2 separate regions of the Homo sapiens genome follow, and region 2 is linked to region 1. The links are chromatin contacts, found by Hi-C or POLR2A ChIA-PET in ENCODE. All regions are on one chromosome and are shown on one strand. The core of a region is the stretch at or near the end of the contact, and the rest is flanking DNA. Distances in the headings are between cores, read along the strand shown.

Evidence for each region. A loop is a pair of places that touch in the nucleus more often than their neighbours do. ChIA-PET counts read pairs that join two places held with the same protein, here RNA polymerase II (POLR2A). Pooled maps may share reads with other maps.
Region 2: a map of transverse colon shows a loop between it and region 1 (2.8-fold over the local background). The contact joins two enhancer-like sites. A Hi-C loop is called at or near these places in 1 of 168 maps with a recorded cell type or tissue (transverse colon), 1 of 37 single-sample maps with no recorded cell type and 7 of 50 pooled maps. POLR2A ChIA-PET finds 5 or more read pairs at or near these places in 9 of 52 experiments (AG04450, B cell, BJ and 6 more).

What each region holds. Positions count from the first base shown.
Region 1 is chr17:4,225,007-4,232,640 of GRCh38, forward strand. The region is part of intron 3 of ANKFY1 (ankyrin repeat and FYVE domain containing 1); the gene reads right to left. It also overlaps the pseudogene RYKP1. Among named protein-coding and RNA genes, the nearest start is that of ANKFY1, 35 kb to the right of the region's middle. Within about 2 kb of position 4,810, at least 22 of the 41 ENCODE cell types and tissues checked have a DNase peak (open chromatin) inside an H3K27ac peak, as active enhancers do.
Region 2 is chr17:4,404,439-4,412,072 of GRCh38, forward strand. No RefSeq gene overlaps it. Among named protein-coding and RNA genes, the nearest start is that of SPNS3, 26 kb to the right of the region's middle. Within about 2 kb of position 3,638, at least 2 of the 41 ENCODE cell types and tissues checked have a DNase peak (open chromatin) inside an H3K27ac peak, as active enhancers do.

The DNA.
Region 1 (7,634 bases), core at 3,560-6,059:
AACTTGTTTTTTTAAACACTTGAAAAATTAAAGGATTTGTTTTATATTTAAAAAAAAAAACTTTTTAGGCTGGGTGTGGTGGCTCACACCTGTAATCCCAGAACTCTGGGAGGCCGAGGCAGGCGGATCACTTGAGGTCAGGAGTTTGAAACCAGCCTGGCCAATTATGGCAAAACCCCCTCTCTACTAAAATTACAAAAAGTAGCCGAGCGTAGTGGTGCATGCCTGTAATCCCAGCTACTCGGGAGGCTGAGGTAGGAGAATCTCTTGAAGCCGGGAGGCAGAGGTTGCAGTGACCCAAGATCACATCAGTGCACTCTAGCCTGGGGGACAGAGCGAGATTCTGTCTCAAAAAGAAAAGTTTTTGCTTCATAGAATTAAAAAATCTTGGTAGACAGTATCATTTTTATCAATAAATAACATCCTCTTTAGTCAATTTAAGGATGTATCCTTAAATATAACCTCCTGGAAATAAAATTAAACCTCAAACCATATTTCTAAATAATCTCTGGGTCAAAATGAAATAAAAGGACAGAGGTTCTAGTTCTGTTATGGCAGTGGAACAACCCATCCCATTTTAACTGATTATAGCTAAAAATTCTGGACAGAGTACAAAACAACAACGACCTAAAGATTTGGAAAAGTCAACAAAAGCAGCTGAACTGAGAGGGAGGCGAAACTTGAAGCAGCAACTGCACTGGATGAGTTTCCCCGTTTTGTTCCTCTCCTATGGCTTCGGTGTGTGTGTATATATATATTTATATAATTTTTTTTTGAGACAGGGTCTCACTGTCACCCAAGGTGGACTGCAGTGGCGTGATCTCAGTTCACTGCAACCTCTGCCTTGCAGGCTAAGTGATCCTCCCACCTCAACCTTCTAAGTAACTGGGACCACAGGTGAGTGCCACCACACCTGGCTAATTTTTTTGCATTTTTGGAAGAGATGGGGTTTTGCCATGTTGCCCAGGCTGGTCTCAAACTCCTAGGCTCAAGGGATCCGCTTGCCTCAGCCACTCCAAGTGTGGGATTACAGGCGTGAGCCACTGAACTTGGCAAAAATTATTTTAAAATGATAAAAGCAACAATTCCTTAGGAAGTCATAATTATAAATGTAAATGTACATAATAGAGGCTAAAAATTATATGCAGAAAAACTGACAAAAATTAAAAGGAGAACTAGACAATTCTAAAATTATAGATGTTACCACTCTCCTTTAAGGAATTGATAGAACTAGGCTATGCATAGTGGATATCGCCTGTGAATCCAGAGCTTTGGGAGGCCGAGGTGGGAAGATAATTTGAGGCTAAGAGTTTGAGACCAGCCAGGGCAACACAGTGAGACCCTGTCTCTACAAAAAAACATTTTTTTTAATTAGTCAAGTGTGGTGGCATGCGCTTATAGTCCCAGCTACTAAAAAATTCACAGGACGCAGCTAGAAGGAAATTCAAAGCTTTAAATACTTGTATTAGAAAAGATCTAAAATAAATTATCTCAGGTTCCACAACTTTGAGAAACTAGGGAGAAAAAAGGAGAACGGGAGAGCAAAGTAATCCAAAGAAAGAAAAAAAGGACAGAAATCAATAAAATATAGCTGGGCGTGGTGGCGCATGCCTGCAATCCCAGCTACTCAGGAGGCTGAGGCTGCAGAGTTGCTTGAACCTGGGAGGCAGAGGTTGCAGTGAGCTGAGATAGCGCCACTGCACTCCAGCCTGGGCGACACAACGAGACTCCATCTCAAAAAAAAAAAAAAAGAAATCAATAAAATAGAAAACAACCAACAGAGAAAATTAACAAAGCCAAAGCTCATTCTTTGAGAAGATAATAAAAATGCCAAACTTCTATAGACTTATCAAGAAAAAAAGAGTGAGAACATAAATCACCAATACCCAAGAATGAAAAAGGAGTTATTGCTACAGACATTAAAAGGAGAAAACTACAAACAAATTCATAGTAACAAATTCAACAACTTAAATAGACATATTTCTGAAAAACAAAACTTCCCAAACCTGACACAGAAGAAACAAATCTGAATAGACCTATATCTATACAAAATACATATTTTAAAAATTTGTTTTCAAAAAGCTTCCCAAAAAGCAAATTCTGGACTTAGATTACTTCAGTGGTGAATTCTATCAAACATTCAAGAAATAAGCAATAACATCAATCTTAGAAAACATTTTCAGAAAACAGACAATGAAGGATCATATAAGGCCTATATAACCCTAATAGTAAAATCTGATAGAGACATTAAAAAAAATTACATACCAATATCCCTCATGATTACTGTTGTAAAATTTTTAACAAAATATTGGCAAATAGGATCCAACAACATACATAAAAAAGGGTAATATATAATGACCAAACAGGTTTTTACAGCAGGAATGCAATCTTAGTTTAACATCTGTAATTCATCAAAAATTATATAATCATTTCTATAGATGTCAAAGAAAGTGTTTGGCAAAATTCAAAAACCAATTCAGGTAACTTATCTAGAAAACCAGGAATACTCAAATTGATAAAGCGTATCCAAGAAAAACCTACAACTAATCTATACAAAATGATAAAAGATCTCATTGTTTCTCCCTGAGATCAAGAACAAAGGATGCTTGCTTTCAGACAAATGACTTGTATCTAAATTATATACAGAACTGTTAATACTCAATACTCAAAACTCAATACAATGCCACATTTTGAAAAGGCCAAAGATGTGAATACTTTATAAGAAAATATAAAATTGTCAATAACACACAAAGAAGGTTCAGCATTATTATCAGGGGAATGCAAAATAAAACTGCCATGCACTCTGTATCCATTAGAATGGCTAAAATTGTAAACAAAAACCAAAACAACCTGCCTATATCAAGCGTTAGTCAGGATGTGAAGCACCTGGAGCTCTCATATCCACGGCTAATGGGAATGTAAAATGGTACATCCATTTTGCAAGACAGTTTGGTAGTTTCTTAACATTAAACAGTCCCTCCTAGATATTTACTCAAGAGATATAAAAACATGTCTACACAAAGGCCTTACACAACTGAATACAGGTAATTTTCTTGCTAATAAAACCCAGAAAGAACACAAATGTCCATCAACAGGTAAATGCAAAAAAAAAGTGTGGTATTTTCATACAATGGAATACTATTCAATAACAAGGAATGAATAATTAAAACACAAAGCAACATACTAAGGTGTGGGGTGAATGTCAAAATCTATATGCTAAAAGAAGTGAAAGAAGCCAGACAAAAGGGACTCTATGCTCTATGATTGCACTTCTATAAAAGCCTAGAAACTGCAAACTAATCTATAATGACTGAAAGCAGATCAGCATTTAGCTGCAGAAGTGGATGGCAAAAGGGATGGATTGCAAAGAGACATGAGGAAAGCTTTAAGGATGGAAATGTTTTTTGTTAGTTTTTTTTTTTTTTCTTGAGACAGAGTCTCACTCTGTCGTCCAGACGGGAGTGCAATGACGCGATCTCGGCTCACTGCAACCTCTGCCTCCCAGGTTCAAGCAATCTCCTACCTCAGCCTCCCAAGTAGCTGAGATTATAGGCATGTGCCACCATGCTCGGCTAATTTTTTGTATTTTTAGTAGAGATGGGGTTTCGCCATGTTAGCTAGGCTGGTCTCAAACTCCTGACCTCAAGTGATCCACCCAACTTGGCCTCCCAAAGTGCTGGAATTACAGGCGTGAGCCACCACACCCAGCAAGGATAGAAATGTTTATGTTGATTGTGGCAGTGGCTTCACAGGTGTATTCGTATGTCAAAACTTATCCAATTGCACACTTTTAATGTGGGCAGTTTACTGTACTTCCATTACACCTCAATTTGGAGGAAAAAGAAACCAAACTGACAGGCAGCACGGCACTGTGGTTAATGGCACGAATTCTGCAGCCAAACTACCTAGGGTTCAAATCCCGGCTCCAATCCTTGCTAACTGTGTGGAGTTAATACATAATAAAGCACTCAAAACACCACCACCACATAGTAACTGCTATGTAAAAACTTGCTATTATTACAATAGACTATTTAGAAATTGATCACAATGAAAACAGTACCTACCAAAATATTTGCAATGTAGTCAGATTCATACTATAAAAAAAAGTCATAGTCTTAACCTTATTAGAAAATGAGGCCAGGCATGGTGGCTCACACCTGTGATCCCAGCACTTTGGGGGGCCGCAGTGGGTGGATCACCTGAGGTCAGGAGTTCAAGACCGGCATGGCCAACGTGGCAAAACCCCATCTCTACTAAAAATACAAAAATTAGCCAGGCGTGGTGGCGGGCACCTGTAATCCCAGCTACTCAGGAGGCTGAAGCAGGAGAATCACTTGAGCCCAGGAGGTGGAGGTTGCAGTGAGCTGAGATCACACCACTGCACTCCAGCCTGGGTGACAGAGTGAGGCTCTGTCTCAAAAAAAAAAAAGAAAATGAGATAAAAGATAGTAATTCAACTCAAAAAGAAAAAATAATTCAAAGGAATTTCAAAGAAAGATTTAATACAGATAAAAAGAAATTATTGAATTGGCTAAATATAAATAAAAATTAAAAGAACAATGAACCTAAACCAAATCTGCAATAAGCCAACACAAACACAAACTTAACATAACCAAAGATTGGTGAGAAAAACCCAAAAGCAGTATGAGGATTAAGTAAAGAATATAACCGCAGATAAAATAGATTATTTTGAGCTCTGAGAGAATCTTTGGGCATGGGACTCAGCTGCTGGCAGGAGGCCACAAGGCTGTTTGAGTGTCCTCATGACATGGCCGCTAACGTTCCCCCAAAATGAGCAATCCAAAAGAGAGAGCTAGGAAGAAGCCACAGTGCCTTCGATGAAGCCATCTCTCAAGTCACATGCTGCCACTTCTACCACACTCCATTCATTAGAGGTGAATCAGCCTATACTGAAGAGGAGAATTTGAATCCACCTTTGCAGGGAGAAATAGCAAAGAATTTGTGAGCATATTCTTTTTTACTCCTTTTTGTGAGCATATTCTAAACTTCCCGTGGATGTCATCGAAGGAACACAGTATGATTTAATACTGAAACTGAACAGCCTTAACCTAGTAGTTCACACAGTAGCCAACAGATGTTGAATATTGCTGTGCTTCTCTTAAAAATTTAAATAGCACACAGCTCCCCGAGTACACAGTTTGGGAAACTATGCCCTTTCCACTGCAGAGTGCAAGCTTTCCAGATGGTGCTTCAGGGGATAGCTTTCCCAACCAGAGTGAAAAGGAATAAAGGAGGATGTTTTCTGCTGTTTGGAATGGCTTGACACTATCCAGGACACATTCCAGGAGAGCTGAATGACTCATACCCTGAGCCCTTATGCCAAGGAACTGTAAGATCTTTGCTTGAGAAAGTATGCAACAAACTCTAGCTTCAAAACAGCCATTCTAATCCATTGGAACCTCTCATCGTGTCAGCTGCTACTGGTAAAGTGCTACAGAGAGGCCATAAACAGATCATTTTGCTAGAAGCAAATTGCTTTACTTCACCAAGAAGTAAATATAATACTTTCCTTGTGGACTCAGATTTGTTATGCTTTGCTGAGCTAACAGTCATATTCTTTCTCTTCCCACTTGGTCAATCAGTATCTTTATAAACTTTTATCTTTTATTCTTTTTTATTAGGGTTTAACAGACAAAAATTATATAGAGTTAATGTATGACATGTTTTGATATATGTATGCACTATGAAATGGTTATAAGCTAATTAACATATCACTTCATATATTTAAAGATACCTTAGTAAGAAATAAAAAAGCAAATTTCTACTTTGTTTACATTTTCAGATACTTTCATACTTTGAGAAAAGCTGCAGAGCATCCCCATATGCCCTTTACTCATCTTCCCCTATTATTAATACAGCTTATATAACCATAGTACAATGATCAAAATTAGGTAACTACGTAATACATACAATACCAATACCATTAACTAATTATAGGCCCTATTTTGCCAATTTTACCAGTAATACCCTTTTTATGGCCAGAATCCAACTGAGGATTCTACACTGCATTCAGTGTTAGTCTCACCCAATCTGTAATACTTCCTAAACCATTCTTGTTTTTCATAACCTTGACATGTTTGAGAAACACTCTGGCTGATTATTTTGAGAAATGTCCCTCAATTTGGGTCTGATGTTTTCTCATGAGTAGATTGAGGTTATGCATTAATGGCAAAAATCCTATACAAGAGCCAGGCAGAGTGGCTCATGCCTGAAATTCCAACACTTTGGGTAGCCAAGGCAGGAGGATCATCTGAGCCCAGGAGTTTGAGACCAGCCTTGGCAACACAGCAAGAGCCCATCTCTATTAAACAATTAGCCAGGGATGGTGGTGAACACCTGTACTCCCAGCTACTTGAGAGGCTGAGGTGGGAGGATCTCTTGAGCCCAGGAGTTCAAGGCTTCAGTGAGCCGCGATAGTGTCACTGCATTCCAGCCTGGGCGACACAGTGAGACCCTATCTCAAAAACAAAAAAAGAATCCTACAGAAGTGATTGTGCCTTCATCAGTGGATCATATCAGGTACAAACATTTCACTTTTTTGAACAAGGTATGATTCATATATCCAAACACCTTTAAAGTGTATATAATGCCTGTTGTATTTCATCAACATATGCTAAAATTCTCATAATCAAGGCTGTGTGCAGTGCCTCACACCTGTAATCCCAACAGGCCTTTGGGAGACCAAGGCAGGAGGATTCCTTGAGTCCAGGAGTTCAAGACCAGCCTGGGCAACATGGCAAAATCTCATGTCTATAAAAAATGAGACAGGCATGGTAGCACACACCTGTGGTCCCAGATACTCAGGAGGCTGAGGTGGGAGGATCACCTGAGGCCAGGAGGTCAAGGCTGCAGTGAGCCGTGATTGCACCATGGCACTCTAGCCTGGGTGACAGAGTGAAATCCTGTTTAAAAAAAAAAAAAAAAGAAAGAAAGAAATATCAATTAGACAAGAACATCAAAAAGAAAAATGTGGAGTTTTTCTTACATTCTAAGATGTAAGTTTATGCAAGCAAGAATTTAATTTTGTACACTTTGTATCCCTAACACCTTGAAAAGCGCTTACCACTCAATGTTTTTTATATGAATGGATTAATGTTGAAAAAACAAAACACCAATAAATTCATTAAATGATTTTATCAAGCCTGTTGGTGTGGAAAACATTTGAGCCTTTAAAATACAGCTTTTATGCTATTTATACACCTGTTTACAAGAACCTATTTCCAATCTTCCTCAAATTGCTGCCATGAAGTGTCAGTGCTTCCAGGTATCACATAACACACAGGCTTCCCAGGCAGTCTCAGCAACTGCAAGCCCAGGTTTAGGCAATGAGCAGGACTGCTGGGCAAAGCACACAATTCAACAGGAACAGGCCCACACATGCCACTACCACCTTGGACCTCTCCCCCATAACACATTTCAAAGATACATTTCATTAAAATGTCATAAAAAGTAAAAATGCCACATGTTCTCCTATCTGCTATCTTCACAGGTGCTTGATCTGTGAAAGCCACAAAAACCATTTACTTTGAAGCGGATCACTCCTGAAAGCAAACCTTATAGTAGAATCAAAACACGCTTATTATTTACAACTGGAGGAGAGTCTAGAGACATTT
Region 2 (7,634 bases), core at 2,388-4,887, 180 kb after region 1:
TCGAGACTAGCCTGGCCAATGCGGTGAAATCCTGTCTTTACTAAAAATACAAAAATTAGCCAGGCGTGGTGGCACGTGCCTGTAGTTCCAGCTACTTGGGAGGCTGAGGCGGGAGAATTGCTTGAACTTGGGAGGTGGGGGTTGCAGTGAGCCGGGATTGTGCCATTGCACTCCAGCCTGGGCGACAAGAGCTAAATAATGTCTCCAAAAAAAAAAAATACATATATATATATATATTTATATATACATTTATATATATTTATATATATATTTGTATATATTTATATATATTCATATATATTTGTATATATTTATATATGTATATATGTATATATTTATATATATTTATATATTTATTTTTATATATTTATATATTTATATATATAAATGTTTATATTTATTTATAAATGTTTATATATATAAACATTTATATATTTCTATATATAAACATTTATATATTTCTATATATAAACATTTATATATTTCTATATATAAACATTTATATATTTCTATATATAAACATTTGTGTATTTCTATATATAAACATTTGTATATTTTTATATATAAACATTTATATATTTATATATATATATGTAAAACATCTCTTAAACCTAACTCACTGTTTTTCTCTTTAAACATGTTTTCCCCCAGACATCCTTCTTCTGCCCTCACTCACTCCCCGGAGGAGCCACATGTTCCTCTCTCACCTTTGCTCAGCCTGTTCCTCCCTCTTACCTTCTCCAGGAAGGTGGGGATGCTCTGGGCCTCCTGGTTTCTTGGTGAGGGCAAGGAGGGCTCTGCAGCTCCCCCAGTCCCAAGGGGCTGTCAGGACAAGGTCAGCCCAGTAGAGGCAGCTAATCTGGGCTTGGGGAGTTGGGACAGGGGAGCTTACACGCACAGGCTCACACAGTGCATATATACACTGTGTACGTGCCCATCTGCGCATACATGGGTGTCTGCACGCATGTACAGGCACACATGGGTGTGTATAGGCACATACAGCACACAAGAGGATGTGTGTGCACCACGGGCATGCATGATCACTCACAGGTACACATATGTCTAGCTGCAAACAGATCCCCTGGGAGAACTTTGACCAGCCCAGCGATGGGTGTAGTGAGCTGTGCAGGGAGATTGGGGGAGAGAAAAGAGAGGGGAGGAGAGGGGAGGGAATCCAGGAGACAAGGTGGGTGGAGAGGTTGGGTTGCAGTTGGGAATCCCAGGAGCTACACTGGCTTCAGTTCCCTTCCTGGGAACTCAGTGTCTCCCTGGGGCTCTGCCCACCAGCAGAGGCATTTGGGGTCAAGAAAATCAATGCCATTCTTTTTGAGTGATGGGGTCAGCTGGTTGTCGGTGGACACTGGGGTTATGTAGATGCATGTCCATCTACTTGGGCCAGACCACGCCATGGCCTCCCACAGCCTCTGTGCAGTGACCATGCCTGCAGGCAGCGGGGTGGAGGACCCTTCCATTGGTCTCCCGTGTCCCTTCCTGAACCACTGGCTTCACCTTCTGTACTCCCTGCCCAGCGCCTGGCCTGACTCCTACTGATAGCCTGCCCCTGGCTTTGGCTCCCTCCTTGACCATGATTCCCACTCACCCAATAATTAGCTTGTATCCCATTAACCTTGACCAGGCCCAGACCACATCCCAGGAGCTGGTTTCTGGGTTTGTCTAGGACCACTAGTGGGACCCAGGCTGGAAGAAGTTCTCATGCTTATGGGGACAGAATTAGGGAAGGAATTCAGAAAAGCTGAGGCAGAGAGAAGCCATTTATAATTAATAGCTCAGGACAAAACTGCGGGCAGAATTAGACTGAGTTTTGTTTTTTGTTTGTTTGTTTGTTGTTTTGAGATGGAGTTTCGCTCTGTTGCCCAGGTTGGAGTGCAATGGCGCAATCTCGGCTTACTGCAACCTCCGCCTCCCAGATTCAAGCAATTCTCCTGTCTCAGCCTCCAGAGCAGCTGGGATTACAGGCGCCTGTCGGGCTTTTTTTTTGAGACAGAGTCTTGCTCTGTTGCCTGGGCTGGAGTGCAGTGGTGTGATCTCGGCTCACTGCAACCTCCACCTCCGGGTTTAAGCCGACTCTCCTGCCTCAGCCTCCCCAGTAGCTGGGATTACAGGCTGATGCCACCACACCCAGCCCGCGCCGGGCTGTTTTTTTGTAAAGACAGGGTTTTTCCCTGTTGTCCAGGCTGGTCTGGAACTCCTGACTTCAGGCTATCTGCTGGCCTCGGCCTCCCAAAGTGCTGTGATTACAGGAATGAGCCACTGCGCCTGGCCTTTTTGTGTTTTTTGAGACAGGGTCTCTCTATGTTGCTCAGGTTGGGGTGCAGTGGTGCCCTCCTGAGGAGTAGCTGGGACCACACACATGCACCACCACGCCTAATTTTTTTTTTTTTTTGAGACAGAGTCTTGCTCTGTTGCCCAGGCTGGAGTGCAGTGACGTGATCTTGGCTCACTGCAATCTCTGCCTCCTGGGTTCAAGCGATTCTCCTGCCTCAGCCTCCCGAGTAGCTGGGATTACAGGTGCCCACCACCACGCCCGGCTAATTTTTGTATTTTTAGTAGAGACAGGGTTTCACCATGTTGGTCAGGCTGGTCTCGAACTCCTGACCTCAGGTGATCTGCTTCCCTCGGCCTCCCAAAGTGCTGGGATTACAGGCGTGAGCCGCCGCGCCCAGCTTAATTTTTAATTTTTAGAGATGGGGGTCTCATTGTGTTGCCCCGGCGGGTCTCGAATTCTTGGGTTCAAGTGATGTTCCAGCCTCCACCTCCCAAAGTGATGGGATTACAGGAGTGAGCCATCGTGCCTGGCTGGATATTTTCAAGCATTACATTAAAAAAATTCTCCACTTACAAGTCAGTGTTTCAGAAACAGCCCCCAGGCTGGTCCTGTTACTCGCAGCTGTTATCTCAACATTCTTGGAGGCCTAGTGGGAGGATGGCTTGAGGCTAGGCGTTTGAGACTAGCCTGGGCAACATAGCAAGACTTTGTCTCTACAAAACAATTAAAGAATTTAGCCTGGCATGCTGGCACATACCTGTAGTTCCATCTACTTGGGAGGCTGAGGCAGGAGAATCGCTTGAGGCCATGAGTTTGAGGCGGCAGCGAGCTATGCTTGTGCCACCGTGCTCTGGATTAGGTGACAGAGTGAGATTCTGTCTCCATAAAAAAAAAAAAAAAAAAAAATTAAGGCTGGGTGGGGTGGCTCATTCCTGTAATCCCAGCACTCTGGGAGGCCAAGTCAAGTGGATCACCTGAGGTCAGCAGTTCGAGACAAGCCTGACCAACATGGCGAAACCCCGACTCTACTAAAAATACAAAGATTAGCCGGGGGTAGTAGCAGCACACACCTGTAATCCCAGCTACTCGGGAGGCTGAGGCAGGAGAATCACTTGAACCCGGGAGGGGGACGTTGGCAGTGAGCCGAGATCATGCCATTGGCACTCCAGCCTGGGCAACAAGAGCAAAACTCCGTCTCAAAATAAATAAATAAATAAATAAATAAATAAATAAATAAATAAATAAATAAAAAGGGCAGTGATGTTTATGTCAACACAGCATGAGCTCTGAGCAAGGCCATCTGTGGGACACGTCGCACAAGGCGTGCCACAAAACTAACACCTGACAAATGAGGGCTGCTTTCCCTCCTCCTGTCTGGCCCATGGCAGATTGCAGGCGCCACTGGTTAGCCTGAGTCACGGCAATTGCAAATGCACCAACTTGGCCAGATTGGCTGTCAGACTGGATTTTTAAAAAAATCTAGATTCATGCTGTTTATAAAAGACACACATCAAACAAGGATATGGAAGGCTGAATGTCAATGGCTAGAAAATACTCACCAAGAGAAAGCTAGTGTATCTATATTCGTATCAAACTAAATAGTATTTAAGACAAACAATAGTTATCAGGGAAAACAATAGTGTTTACATCATAATTACAGGAACAAGCTACTAAGCTGAAGCAACCTCAGCTGGGTGCTGGGACTACGCCTGTAGTCCCAGCTACTTAGGAGGCTGAGGCAGGATTGCTTGAGGCCAAGAGTTCAAGGCCAGCCTGGGCAACATAAGGAGACCTCGTCTTTCTCTCTCTCAAAAAAAAGTAAGGTGAAACAATTCTCAAGTTGTATTATCTAATAATATATGTTCAACACATATAAAGCAAATGTCAAGTGAAAAGACAGCCCACAGAAGAATGGGAGAACATTTTTGCAAATCATGTAGCTGATAAGAAATGTGTATCTGGAATATATATTAAAAAAATCTCTTGGCCGGGCACAGTGGCTCACGCCTGTAATCCCAGCACTTTGGCAGTTTGAGGTGGGTGGATCACCTGAGGTCAGGAGTTCGAGACCAGCCTGGCAAACATGGCGAAAACCCATCTCTACTAAAATTACAAAAGTTAGCTGGGTGTGGTGGCACGTGCCTGTAATCCCAGCTACTTGGGAGGCTGAGGCAGGAGAATCACTTGAACCCGGGAGGCGGAGGTTGCAGTGAAATGAGATCTTGCCACTGCACTCCAGCCTGGGTGACAGAGCGAGACTCTGTCTCAGAAAAACAAAAACAAAAACCAAAAAAAAAAAAAACCAAAAAACTCTTACAACTCAGCAATAAAACCCAAATAATCCAATTTTAAAATGGCCAAAAGATTTGAATATACATTTCTTTTGTTTGTTTGTTTGTTTGTTTGTTTTTTGAGACGGACTCTCGCTCTGTCACCCAGGCTGAAGTGCAGTGCCGCCCCGCGATCTCAGCTCACTGCAACCTCCGTCTCCCGGGTTCAAGCAATTCCCTGCCTCAGCCTCCTGAGTAGCTGCGATTATAAGCACCCGCCACCATGCCTGGCAAATTTTTGTATTTTTTGTAGAGACAGGGTTTCACCATCTTGGCCAGGCTGGTCTTGAACTCCTGACCTCCTGATCCACCTGCCTCGGCCTCCCAAAGTGCTGAGATGACAGCCGTGAGCCACCGCGCACGGCCTTGAATAGACATTTCTTTCTGAAGAAGATATAACATCATAAATGATCAGGGAACTGCAAATCAAAACCACAGTGAGATACCAATTCACACCCACTAGGATGGCTAGAATAAAAAAGAGAAATAATTTTTTAAATGATTGCAAAGATTTGAAGAAATCAAAACCCTCGCAGGCTGCTGGTGGGAATCAAAACAGGTGCAGCGTCTTTGGGAAATAGTCTGGTAGTTCCTTGAGCAGTTAAATGTAGATTTGCCATTTGCTCTGACAATTCCCCTTCTAGGGATATACCCAGTAAATTGAAAACATGCTCACACAAAAACTTTGACATGAATGTTTGTAGCAGCAATTATTCGTAATAGCAAAAAAATGGAAGCAACTCATCTGTCCAACCAAAGAATGGCTCAACAAATTACGGTGTATTCACACAGTGGAATATGATTAGGCCACAAAAAGGAATCATACTGACGTGCTGTAACATGGATGAAACTTGAGAACATCTTGGCAAGTGAAAAGAGCCACTCTTTTTTTTTTTTTTTTTTGAGAAGGAGTCTCGTTCTGTGGCCCAGGCTGGAGTGCAGTGGCACAATCTCGACTCACTGCAACCTCCGCCTCCCAGGTTCAAGCAATTCTTCTGTCTCCACCTCCCCAGTAGCTGGAACTACAGGCGCCCACCACCATGCCCGGCTAATTTTTCATTTTTATTAGAGATGGGGTTTCACCATATTGGTCAGGCTGGTCTCGAACTCCTGACCTCAGGCGATCCACCTGCCTCAGCCTCCCAAAGTGCTGAGATTACAGGCATGAGCCACACACCCAGCCAGGAGCCACTCTTAAAAGGCCAGATATTGTATAATTCCATTGATATACAATGTCCAGAACAGGCAAATCCACAGAGACAGAAAGTAGGTTGGCCGTTGCCAGGGTCAGGGAGGGAGGAAAAGTTGGGGGAAGGTAGAGAGTGACTGCTAATGGGCACAGGGCTTTTTTTGAGGTAATGAATTTTTTTTTTTTTTTTTGAGACGGAGTCTCCCTCTGTTGCCCAGGCTGAATTGCAGTGGGGTGATCTCGGCTCACTGCGACCTCCGCCTCCCGGGTTCAAGAGATTCTCCTGCCTCAGCCTCCTGAATAGCTGGGACTACAGGCACCTGCCAACACACCTAGCTCATTTTTGTATTTTTAATAGAGACGGGGTTTCACCATGTTGGTTAGGCTGGTCTCGAACTCCTGAGCTCAAGTGATCCACCTGCCTCGGCCTCTGAAAGTGCTGGGATTACAGACATGAGCCACTGATCCCAGCTGAAAATGTTTTAAAGTTGATTGTGGTCATGGTTGTACCGACCTGTGAGTATGCCAAAAAACATTGAATTGTACACCTTAAATGAACATGGTATGCACATTATATTTCAATAATGCTGATATATATATGGAATCACATAGTATCTGGCCTTGGCTGTGTGCAGTGGCTCATGCCTGTAATCCCAGCACTTTGGGAGGCCAAGGCAGGCAGATCACCTGAAGTCAGTAGTTCGAGACCAGCCTGGCTAACGTGGCGAAACCCTGTCTCTACTAAAAAATATACAAAAATTAGCTGACCATGGTGGTGCATGCCTGTAACCCCAGCTACTTGGGAGGCTGAGGCAGGGAGAATCACTTGAACCTAGAAAGTTGCAGTGAGCTGAGTTTGCGCCATTGCACTCCAGCTTGGGTGACAGAGCCAGACTCTGTCTCAAAAAAAAAAAAAAAAAAAAAAAATATATATATGGCCTTTTCTGAGTGGCTTCTTTCACTTCACCTAATATTTTCAAGGTTCATTCAAATGGTAGCATGTTGCAGTACTTCATTCCTTTTTATGCCCATTCCATTGTGTGGATACATCAGAAGCACCTCAATTTGTTTATCTATTCTTCAGTTGGGCGTACGAGGTGCTTCCACTTTTTTTTTTTTTTTTTTTGAGATAGGATCTTGCTTTGTCACCCAGTGTCATAGCTCACTCACTGCAGCCTCAACAACCTCCTGGGCTCAAGGGATTCTCCCATATCAGTCTCCCGAGAAGCTGGGACTACAGGTGTGTACCACCATGGTCAGCTAATTTATTTTTATTTATTTTTGAGACAGGGTCTCACTCTGTCACCTGGCTGGAGTGCAGTAGTGTGATCATGGCTCACTGCAGTCTTGACCTCCTGGGCTCAAGCAATACTCCCATATCAGCCTCCTGAGTAGCTGGGATTACAGGCACCTGCCACCACACCTGGTTAATTTTTGTATTATTATTATTATTATTTTTGAGACAGAATCTCTCTGTGTTGCCCAGGCTGGAGTGCAGTGGCACGATCTCAGCTCATTGCACCCTCCGCCTCCCAGGTTCAAGCGATTCTCCTGCCTCAGCCTCCCGAGTAGCTGGGATTGCAGGCGTGCGCCACCATGCCCAGCTAATTTTTGTATTTTTTTAGTAGAGACGGGGTTTCACCATATTGGCCAGGCTGGTCTCTAACTCTTGACCTCGTGATCCACCCACCTTGGCCTCCCAAAGTGCTGGGATGACAGGCGTGAGCCACCGCGCCTGGCCTAACTGTTGTATTTTTAGTAGAGACAGGGTTTTGCCATGTTGCCCAGGCTGGTCTTGAACTCCAGACCTCAAGTGATCCACCCACCT